2 separate regions of the Mus musculus genome follow, and region 1 is linked to region 2. The links are chromatin loops, found by intact Hi-C in ENCODE. Cell type or tissue: left cerebral cortex. All regions are shown on one strand. Links, peaks and the distances in the headings refer to the core of each region. The heading gives the core; the rest is flanking DNA. Region 1 holds the start of Mob3a (MOB kinase activator 3A). Region 2 holds the start of Gm31298 (a long non-coding RNA gene).

Region 1 (4,381 bases), core at 118-4,117, 78 kb before region 2:
TTGGTGTCTCCCTCTCCATGTCCTGGTACCCAATAAGCCCCAGCTCACATGTATTTCAGAAGGCCCTGTACAGCTGACTCCCACTGTGCCGATGACCTGGGGTGGGGGGGGGGAACACAAGACTTGGTGGTGGGGTATCCCCAAGGCCCTGGTCCCCTTCCTTGCCTAGGACCCCAGGGGCAGTGGGATTGCTGCATGAGCCATACTTGCAGTAGTAGCCAAAGCAAATGACGTGGGAGTCCGTGCAGTTGCTGCAGGAGATGGTCTCGTACTGGTAGATACCTGCAATATATGAGAAGCAGCCCCAGACTCCCCTGGGCCCTCCCCAGCCTGGGCCACTGCCACTGTGGCCCTTAGCCTGGACCATGGTTCACTTACCACAGTGACGCTGACAGTCAATGCGGCCTGGGGAGGGGAGGACATAACAGGATAGTGCTTTCTGACAAGGCCCAGAGCTCAACACCTCAGCCCCACTTGTTTTTGTAGCCCAGGATACCCTAGCACAGAGAAGGTAGCCTAGGCTGCCTTGTGATTTGTGGCAATCTTCTTGCCTCGTTCCCTCATTTCTGAGTGCTGGGATTACACGCTTGTGCTACATGAGTTTCATGGATGTAGGAAGGGGTCAGTTGCAGTGAAAGATGGGGATAACCTAAGGGAAGGATGGTTCCATTGTTCCTAGGTGCCACCAGGAGACTAGTTTGACAGAAATAAGGGGGTGATGGGCATGCTAGCAAACATTTATGCAAAAGGGCCTCCTGCAGAGTCACTCCTCCCTGAGCCCTGTTTCCAGTGCCCCTAGCCCTGAAGTGCCAGCGGCCATGATCATCTTCCCCTCTGTGGAGCCCACTGCTCACTCTCTATGATGGCGTTCTGGATGAGGCGCACTTGCTCCCGGAAGATGGCCCGCAGCTCATTGGGGAAATACCCTGATGTGAGAGTCACAGCAGAACGGTCAAGTTCAGGTGCGTAGCAGCTCGCACCGGCCCCACCTGTTTCTCTTTTTACCTGGGAAGTACATCTTCCCCTGGTACAGCTGGTCCATCCTCTGGTACACGGCTTCTGCTACTTGATATAGCTTCTTCCGGGCTAAGGGCAGGAGGAAAAAGCAAGCAAATGAGTGGCCCTGCCCGGTTCCCTGCTGCTCTTCTGACCCTGGAATGGGTTCCGCCGCTCACTGATCTCAGCAGGAATGGCCAGATGGAGCTCCTTCATCGTGTTCTGGATCCAATCGGAGAGCAGCATCCCCGACACAGGAATGTCACCCACCCACCACGACTTGAGGTTCACGTGGTGACGATAGAAGGAGAACTTCTCCGCGAAATTGGGGTCGCACTGCAGGCAGCCCCGGGCCAGCGCCGCTGTCATGCCCAGAAACAACAGCAGGGCCATGGCCTGGCCCAGCCTGCCTTGCCCAAACATCGGCGCCGCCAGCGCCGCACCCTCCAGCCGCGCACCAACCAACGGTGCCTCCCGCGCCACGCCCTGCCACGCCGCACCAACCAACAGCTCGCGCTGTGGACCCTGGCCGCGCCATCCCCTGCCCGGGCCTGATCATGCTTCCAACTCTGGTCCCGCCCCGCTTAGACATGTCCCGCCCACCGGGCCTGATGGCGCAAGCCTTTAATCCCAGCACTTGGGAGGCAGAGGCAGGCGAATTTCTGAGTTCGAGGCCAACCTGGTCTACAAAGTGAGTTCCAGGACAGCCAGGACTACACAGAGAAACCCTGTCTCGAAAAAAAAAAAAAAGACAGCGCCTGCCCACGGATGGCTCCGCCCCTACCTGGCCAGGCCCCGATTAGACTCCTGTCCCAGGCCTGGTTCCGCCTACAGGCCTGGTACCGCCCACGGATGGCTCCACCCCTTTCTAGCCTGTCACCACACCCACCCCACCGCCATCCGGACTTCTGTCCCAGGGCTGGCTCTACTGGATCTCCCCAGGAGAGTGTAACTGAATCTCTCCAGTTACAATTGGCAACTGGTAATGCCAGTCTGTCCCCAGGCTCCACCCCATCCACAGCGCCTTACGCATGCGCTTTGGGCTGGCGCCAGTTCCCGAGCCAGCGAGGGAGGGCTCGTCCCGCCCCTCATCCGCTCCACTACAGCCAATTAGCAGCGCCCGTCCTGGTCTCCAGGGGCGCGGAGTGCCGCCTGCCTTTCACACCGTGATCCTCCGAACTCGGGCGCCACACCTCCATCCGGGCTGCTTCCCTTTAAGGGAAGTAAATCCGGCTGGCGGGCGCGGCCTGGGCGGGGCGTGCGGCGTGTCCCTCCGCGGGCGTGTCCCTCTGCGGGCGCGGCCGGAGACTGGGCGAAGCGAGAGACGGTTCCGGACAGCCAGGTGGGTCCTCCGAGGGCCAAGGCGGGCGGCGGGCAGCGGGACTTCATCCCTCAGGGTGACAGTGTCCAGCGACCGGCCCAGAGTGGGCGCTGGGGACCTGGATCTGTCAAAAGGAGGGAGAAAGGAAGCGTCATGGATCAAAAGCGTGTTTAATATTTGAGGTCCTAGATAGCACAGGCTAGCCTCCAGCGGCTGGATAGGATCCTCCTTCCCATCTCCGCTGACTCATTTGTTTGAAATGATCACGTTTCTGTTAAACTTCATTGAAGGTCTGGGCTCTTGCTCTGGAGTGAAGCATTTGCCTTGTGTGTAGAAAGCCCTGGGTTCTATCCCTACTTCTGCCTCTTCAGCACTCCTCGGCCTCCCCTAAATAAGCCATTGAAAGGCTGGATGGAGAGACTCAAAAACAGATCACAGAAAGTTAACTTTGGCCGCAGTTTCTTTTTCTTTTTTCTTTTCTTTTCTTTTCTTTTCTTTAATTCTTTCCTTTTATATTTAGCCCAGGCTATCCTGGAACTCAGCGAGATCACCCTGCCTGTGCCTCCTGAACGCTGAGATTAAAGGTCTGCGCCAATAACTTTGCCTTTTCTCTTCCCTCCTGCCTCCACCCCTTCCCTAGGCTCCATAGAATAAAGTGCCTACAGTCAAGTAGAGGTTGGCATAGTGTTAAGGCAGGGCAATTATTATTCCAGAGCTCCACGTGTATCCTTGTAACTTTGGTTTCTGATTTGCTACCGTTATGCAGAGTTGGGAGCTCAGGAACTAGGGGTGGGAGTGTCAGGGGACAGTTAGGTAGGACTCTCAGGTCAGCCAGCTCTTCCTTCAGCATGGAGGAAGTGGTTACTAGCTCTGTAAGTGATGGGGCTTCAGAGAGGTGCTAGCTGGAGGCAGCAGGATGCAAAAGAGACCACAGACTTAACCATTGACAAAGGCAGAAGCAGATAACCTGAGAACTTCCGAAAACCAGGTTTTAACCGCCCCTGTCCTGGGCTTGTTTTTAGAACTCAGTGAACAGCAGAGGTGACAAGGCTAGAGAGTTCCACCCCTGGGGCTTCTTGATGTCTGTCCTTTCTCCATCTTGATCCATTCCAGTGCCATTTAAGTTCAAGGGCAGCCTGGGACACTTAGTGAAATCTCACCTCAAAAAGAGCAAAAGGGGGCTAGTGCTCTTCCTGAGGTCCTGAATTCAATTCCCAGCAACCACATGGTGGCTCACAACCATCTGTAATGGGATCTGATGCCCTCTTCTGGTGTGTATAAAGACAGCAACAGTGTACTCACATATATAAAATAAATCTTAAAAAAAAAGAGCAACAGGGCTGGGGGTGTAATCAGGGTGGAGCCCCGCCTAGAATTCCCCCAGTGAGGGCTCAGGAGCAGAACATTAACTTAGGGTGTGTATGAGCCTGGGTTCCTCCCCAGTATTGGAGGAGGGGGGTGATAAGCCCTACCCCAAAGTAGAATTAATTTCAATGTTAGGGCGGAGTGAACGTGATAGAAACATATGTTTGAATTGAAATTTATCTGTCTGGGATCAGAGATGTGGACTGAGCAGAGCCCCCCATCCCCGACCTTAGTGTCACCCTGAGACCAGGACGACACTGCAGGGCACTGTGTGAATGGCATGCCTCTTACCTAGGAGAAATGTAGTTTTTATTGTGTGTGTATGTGTGCCACTTGCCTACAGGAGCCTCTTCTGAGGGTGTCACGTGCGGTTGTGAGCTGCCATGTGAGTGCAGGGACCTGAATCCCAGACCTCTGCAAGAACAGCCGAGCACTCTTACGCACAGAGCTATGGCTCCAGCGGTGTACACATCCCAGCTGGCTTGTCACTCCCTCGGTAGCCCAGGACCGTGTCAAGTTCTCCTGATTCAGCCCCCCCAAGAACTAGAACTGCAGGAATGGATATATCCAGTTATAATGGCTTTACAATGGGGCAGAACACATCATAAATTAGCAAAAATATGAATATTGTTGTACATTTCATCTCTCTTTTTTTTTCTTTTATGAGGCTACCAGAAAATTTAAAACTGTATTTGGCGC
Region 2 (4,381 bases), core at 100-4,099:
GGAGTCCATAGAGTCTGATGGTCCCATAGGCCTAGGGAACCTGTCCCACCACCCAAGGGTAAGCAGCCAGAGTGTCTCCTCAGGTGACCAGGTATGTTTCTGCATTTCAGGAGCTGAGTGGAGACCTGCTGAGGTTCCCCAACACCACACACCTTGAGATCAAGACACCTCCCAGGGACCAGGATGGGGACAACTTTGACCCACTGAGGTCAGAGCAATTCATGGGCAGGTTCCCACACAAGCACTACTGCCCAGCTCTGAATGTAACAGGTGACAGGGAGTGGATAGGATAGCAAAGGCATAGATGTGTCCTAACCCACAGGGCCATGCAAGATGGGCTTCCTCAGAGTGCAGCCATCCTGGCCTTCACCAGCATATCCTCTGGCCCCAGGGTTACTAACATCAGGTGGTCCTCCTCTATGGAACAGGTTATCCCTCTATAAAAGGTGCTATGGCCACCTCATGGACACCATACCACACAAGCCCCAGATTAAGGGTCTTCTCAGCTCACCAGCTCTCAGCTAAGTGCATAGACAACTCTGTGAGCTTCATGCCTATGGCTGTGCCAACATCAACTAACAGGCTCTCAGGCAAAGACTGCCCAGGGCACTGACTGGCAAGTTGATATCCAGCCTACAAGGACAGAGCTTGGGTCCAGCAAGAGCATGTACACCAAGGCCCTGGACAACAGATGTGTGGGGGAACCTGAATAAAGTCCTACCCACTTCTCCACCATGATGTAGCTCCAGGCTAGGGCTCTTTCACATGGCCCCATTTGTCCCCCAGATAACAAGAAAGCCACTGCCTGTCCTATGCCATCTTGACACCAAAGGCTACACTACAGGACACTTAATCCTACTTTTCCTCACTCCTCCCACCTGGCTTACCACACAGGCGAGAGCAGGGCCTCACCAGCCCCCAGCTGCTGTGGGTGGAAAGGGCCTAGGTGGTGCATCTCAGCAGAAAGAAGTCACACAGAATAAAAACTATCCACCATGCAGCACAGTATCTGTCCTGCCACTGAGTGAATACACATCTCTGCACAAGCATCCCTCATTCGTAAGCTCCCCAGGAACACAAATGGTCTCCTGCATTTATCTGGCACACCGCCATTTGTCCCAATTCTCAAATGGGCATGCTGGCTTCCTCAAAGATGCGGATGGGCTTGTGGGAGCAGTTCAACTACCAAACATCTTACCTACATCCTCTGCCAGAGGCAGTGACTGTATGATTACAGAAAAGCCACAACAATCCCATGATACTACAAACCATGGTGGACAGCACTGGCTGCCTGGCCTCTTGGATGTGACCACTCCAAGGTAAAATCAAAGCAGAAGAGAGGCCACCTCTCCTGAGCAAGCAGGCCCAGGAGTAAGATGCATGCAGACACTACATCTCACCCCACTAGCTTGCAGCAGGCCCTGGAGCCTAGGCTGGCTTTAGAGCATCTAGATCTGGCCCTCCCTGGGGTCCTCAGTGCTCTGCTCAGTCCATCTAGTTCCCCCCATGTCCCCTGGCTCCCAGGGTATGAGCAGGGCTCAGCCTTTGTAGGAAGGGTGGGGAATGAGCAGTGTTAGTTCAGGCCTGGGAGACACATGGCAGGCAGACAGGCACTGCATCCCTGTGATCTGGGGGTTGGGAAAGGAACCCACCAGCCAGTACCACACACCTCTGGTGCAGAGAGAGACCCGCAGACACCATTTTCCTCTACACCCAAGCAAATCCCCCGGGGCAGCCGAGGGGCCCAGACAGTGTTCACCCTAGCACCTGACTTGGTTAACACAATCTCTGTAGGCTGCTGGGGTTTCTCCTACACCAACAAGGCCTTTGTGCCTTCCACCCACCAGCTCCCACAGTCCCCCTAGACAAAGATCCCCATCTGCCTCCAGAGCCCTGAGGGATGAGCCGGAGAGGATACAGACAGGTCTCCACCTACACACCACCTCCCAGACTGCTTCCTGCAAACTGCCATTAGGAGGCCACCAAGATGAAAACCATCTGGCCCCAACTTATAAGTCCAGGACACTACAAACACCGCTCTCTGCAGACATTCTTTCTAATTCCATCTCTTATTGAAAAAGTCACAGTCACCCGTGCACAAAGTTGAGGCAGAGGGGGACCAGCAGGGGATCCGGCAGCCTGCTCAGACATCTCACCCCTCCCGCCTTGAACCGTGTGTTTCCGGAAAACAAAGCCGGTGGCCAGAGCGGAAGGGGGAGGGCGCAGGCAGCTGGGCCTAGAGTTCCCAAGCAGCTCTCAGCAACAGGTCCTCTTCCACCTAGACAGGACCCTCTGTCCCTGTCCCTAAGACCCCCAGCTCTTCTCCCTCAACAAACCATCAGGTCCACAAACAGTAAAGAGTCAGCATCAGGAAGAAGTGCTGGGAGTGTGGACGGACAGGGAGCCGAGTCCAGATGGCAGGAGGCCTGGTGACCAGGTGTTTAGAGGGATCTAGGGACAAGAAAGGGACATCGGGGGACACGGAGAAAAACGTGGGAGGGGGTTGCAGGTGAGCTGAACACCTAGGAAGGAGACACAGGAAACTTGGAAGTCAGAGCGCAGGAACAAGAATGGGGTCAAAGTGAGATGGAACACTGAGGCAGAATGCGGGGTCTCGGGGGAGGGTGACCGGAAGTGGGGACGCCTGGGTGTCGCAGGTGAGCTGAGCACCCAGGAAACAGTGCCCATTCGAATTCAGGGACCAGAGAGCCAGAGCAAAGGTGGGGTCAGGGACAGTGAGGGATACTGAGGCAGGGTGACCGGAAGTGGGGGTCGCCGGGTGCAGAAACCCAGTCAGGAAACGCAGGGTGCACACCATGCTCGACCCGGTGCGGAGTGGGGTTATCCGGGGTCAGTGGGAGTCACGGGGTCCCGACGCGGCGGGGGTGGGGCACGGCCGACCCTGCGCGCGCAACATTACCTGCGCCCCGCCTGGGGCCCGCGGGCGGCGGTGGCCGAGCTCAGCAGCGCGGCGTCCCCCGCTCCGGGCCCCGCGCACGTTCGCGCTCCGGCTCGGGCCCCCGCTCCGGCTCCCGCGCTACCGGGGCCGGCCTCGGCATGTTCGGCGGAGAGGGCCGGGCTCCGCCGCTCCGCCGCGCCCGCTCCGCGGAGCCCCCGCGCGCCTTACGCCGCCAGCGTCCGCCAGCGGGGGGCGGCGGCCTCCGCGCTCCACTGCGCAGTCGCAACCCGAGCCGCGAGAGGCGTGCGCGTTCTACGTCACAGCGCGGGGCGTGGCCTTAAGGAACGGAACGCGGCTTTACGACAGTGTGGGTACGGTATTGGAGGGGAGCGCGGCGCTTTACGACGGTCGGAGCTGTGGCTCTGAGGCGAAGGTGAAGTTTTACGACAGTGTGAAGGCGTGGCTTGAAGATGAGCGCGGTATTTTAACCACAAGGTAGGGGAGTGGCCTAGAGGCAAGTTGAGCGCTTTACGATGGTTGTGGGAGTGGCCTGCTGGTAGGGCGTAGCTTTACCACAATAGGGTGTAGGTGGGAAGAGGGGAGCGAAGCTTTATCAAAACGTAGGGGCGTGACCGAGAAGTGGACACGCCATTTTGCGACGGCGCCTGTTGGTAAGGATTCGCCGCGCTACGGCCGCCGCGCTTTGCGGACAAGCCGAGGCCGCTGGTCTGCAGGTCCCGCGGGACACCAGAGACTGATGACTACGGGAGCGTACCTGAGCTGTTTATAGGACCAGCAGCGGACCCACCCTTGTGGGGGCGGGGCTTACGCAATCCGCCTGGCAGCACCCTTTCGTTGCCATGGAGACGCGTGGCGGTCTCCCGGGCGCCAACCCACAACCATGTCTGTGACGTCACTGTCTCGCCACCTGACGTCACGGTGGGCGTTATAGAGGGGCGTGATCTCCGTGGTGGTTGAGGTTGGCGCTGGATCCGGAAGTTGTTTCCATAAAAGAAGATACTATTCTAAAATTAATGGTCCGCACCGCAGCAAAATGTCGCTTTTGGTTAGCGGCAAGTGGTCAGAGTCAGCACTGCCTGTCTCGGTTTTAATTCTTTAAAATTTTATTTTGATTTTTTTTTTAATTTTAGAGACAGCCCTACTATGTCGTTAAGGCTGCCCCCCAACTCTTCGTAATCCCTTTTGCCTCATTCATCAAGTGCTAGGATGACAGACATGACCCCCTCATCCTTAGTTTTTTTCTTCGTTCTTTTGCACGGCCATATCTTCCCAGATGCCAGAACCTCTGGGGTCCCAATCCTGCAGCAGGTCACCTGGGGCCAAATGGCAGCTCCCCTGCCAGCCTCCTGCGCCTAGCACAGGCTTTGCTTCCAACTGGCACTCAGTCGGTGCATCTTTCAACCTGCTTGTTCATGCATCACGATAATAAAGGCGGGGGGGGGGGTGGCGGCTAAGCAGGGT

Evidence for each region. Peaks named below come from ENCODE experiments on the same cell type or tissue, not always from the same donor. Only the 100,000 strongest peaks of a DNase experiment are listed, where the experiment ranks them.
Region 1: a loop joins it to region 2, with 2.6 times the contacts of the local background. A loop is called at or near these places in 1 of 42 quality-filtered maps.

What each region holds. Positions count from the first base shown.
Region 1 is chr10:80,699,754-80,704,134 of GRCm38, reverse strand. It overlaps Mob3a (MOB kinase activator 3A), which reads left to right and starts at 2,315. Exons shown (of 4, transcript NM_172457.2): 1 at 2,315-2,338. Izumo4 (IZUMO family member 4) reads right to left here and starts at 1,442. Exons shown (of 10, transcript NM_027829.3): 1 at 1,176-1,442; 2 at 1,006-1,086; 3 at 855-926; 4 at 379-405; 5 at 207-282; 6 at 49-96. The coding sequence starts at 1,419. In left cerebral cortex, for the core only: CTCF peaks have their summits at 1,405, 2,152 and 3,579 (motif pointing left); DNase peaks (open chromatin) are centred at 426, 1,559 and 2,030; H3K4me3 peaks cover 2,546 bases; H3K27ac peaks cover 2,075 bases.
Region 2 is chr10:80,621,490-80,625,870 of GRCm38, reverse strand. It overlaps Gm31298 (a long non-coding RNA gene), which reads left to right and starts at 3,124. Exons shown (of 3, transcript XR_871877.3): 1 at 3,124-3,394. It also overlaps a transcript of Csnk1g2 not described here. In left cerebral cortex, for the core only: CTCF peaks have their summits at 1,981 and 3,996; DNase peaks (open chromatin) are centred at 2,165, 2,811, 3,397, 3,719 and 2 more places; H3K4me3 peaks cover 3,012 bases; H3K27ac peaks cover 2,681 bases.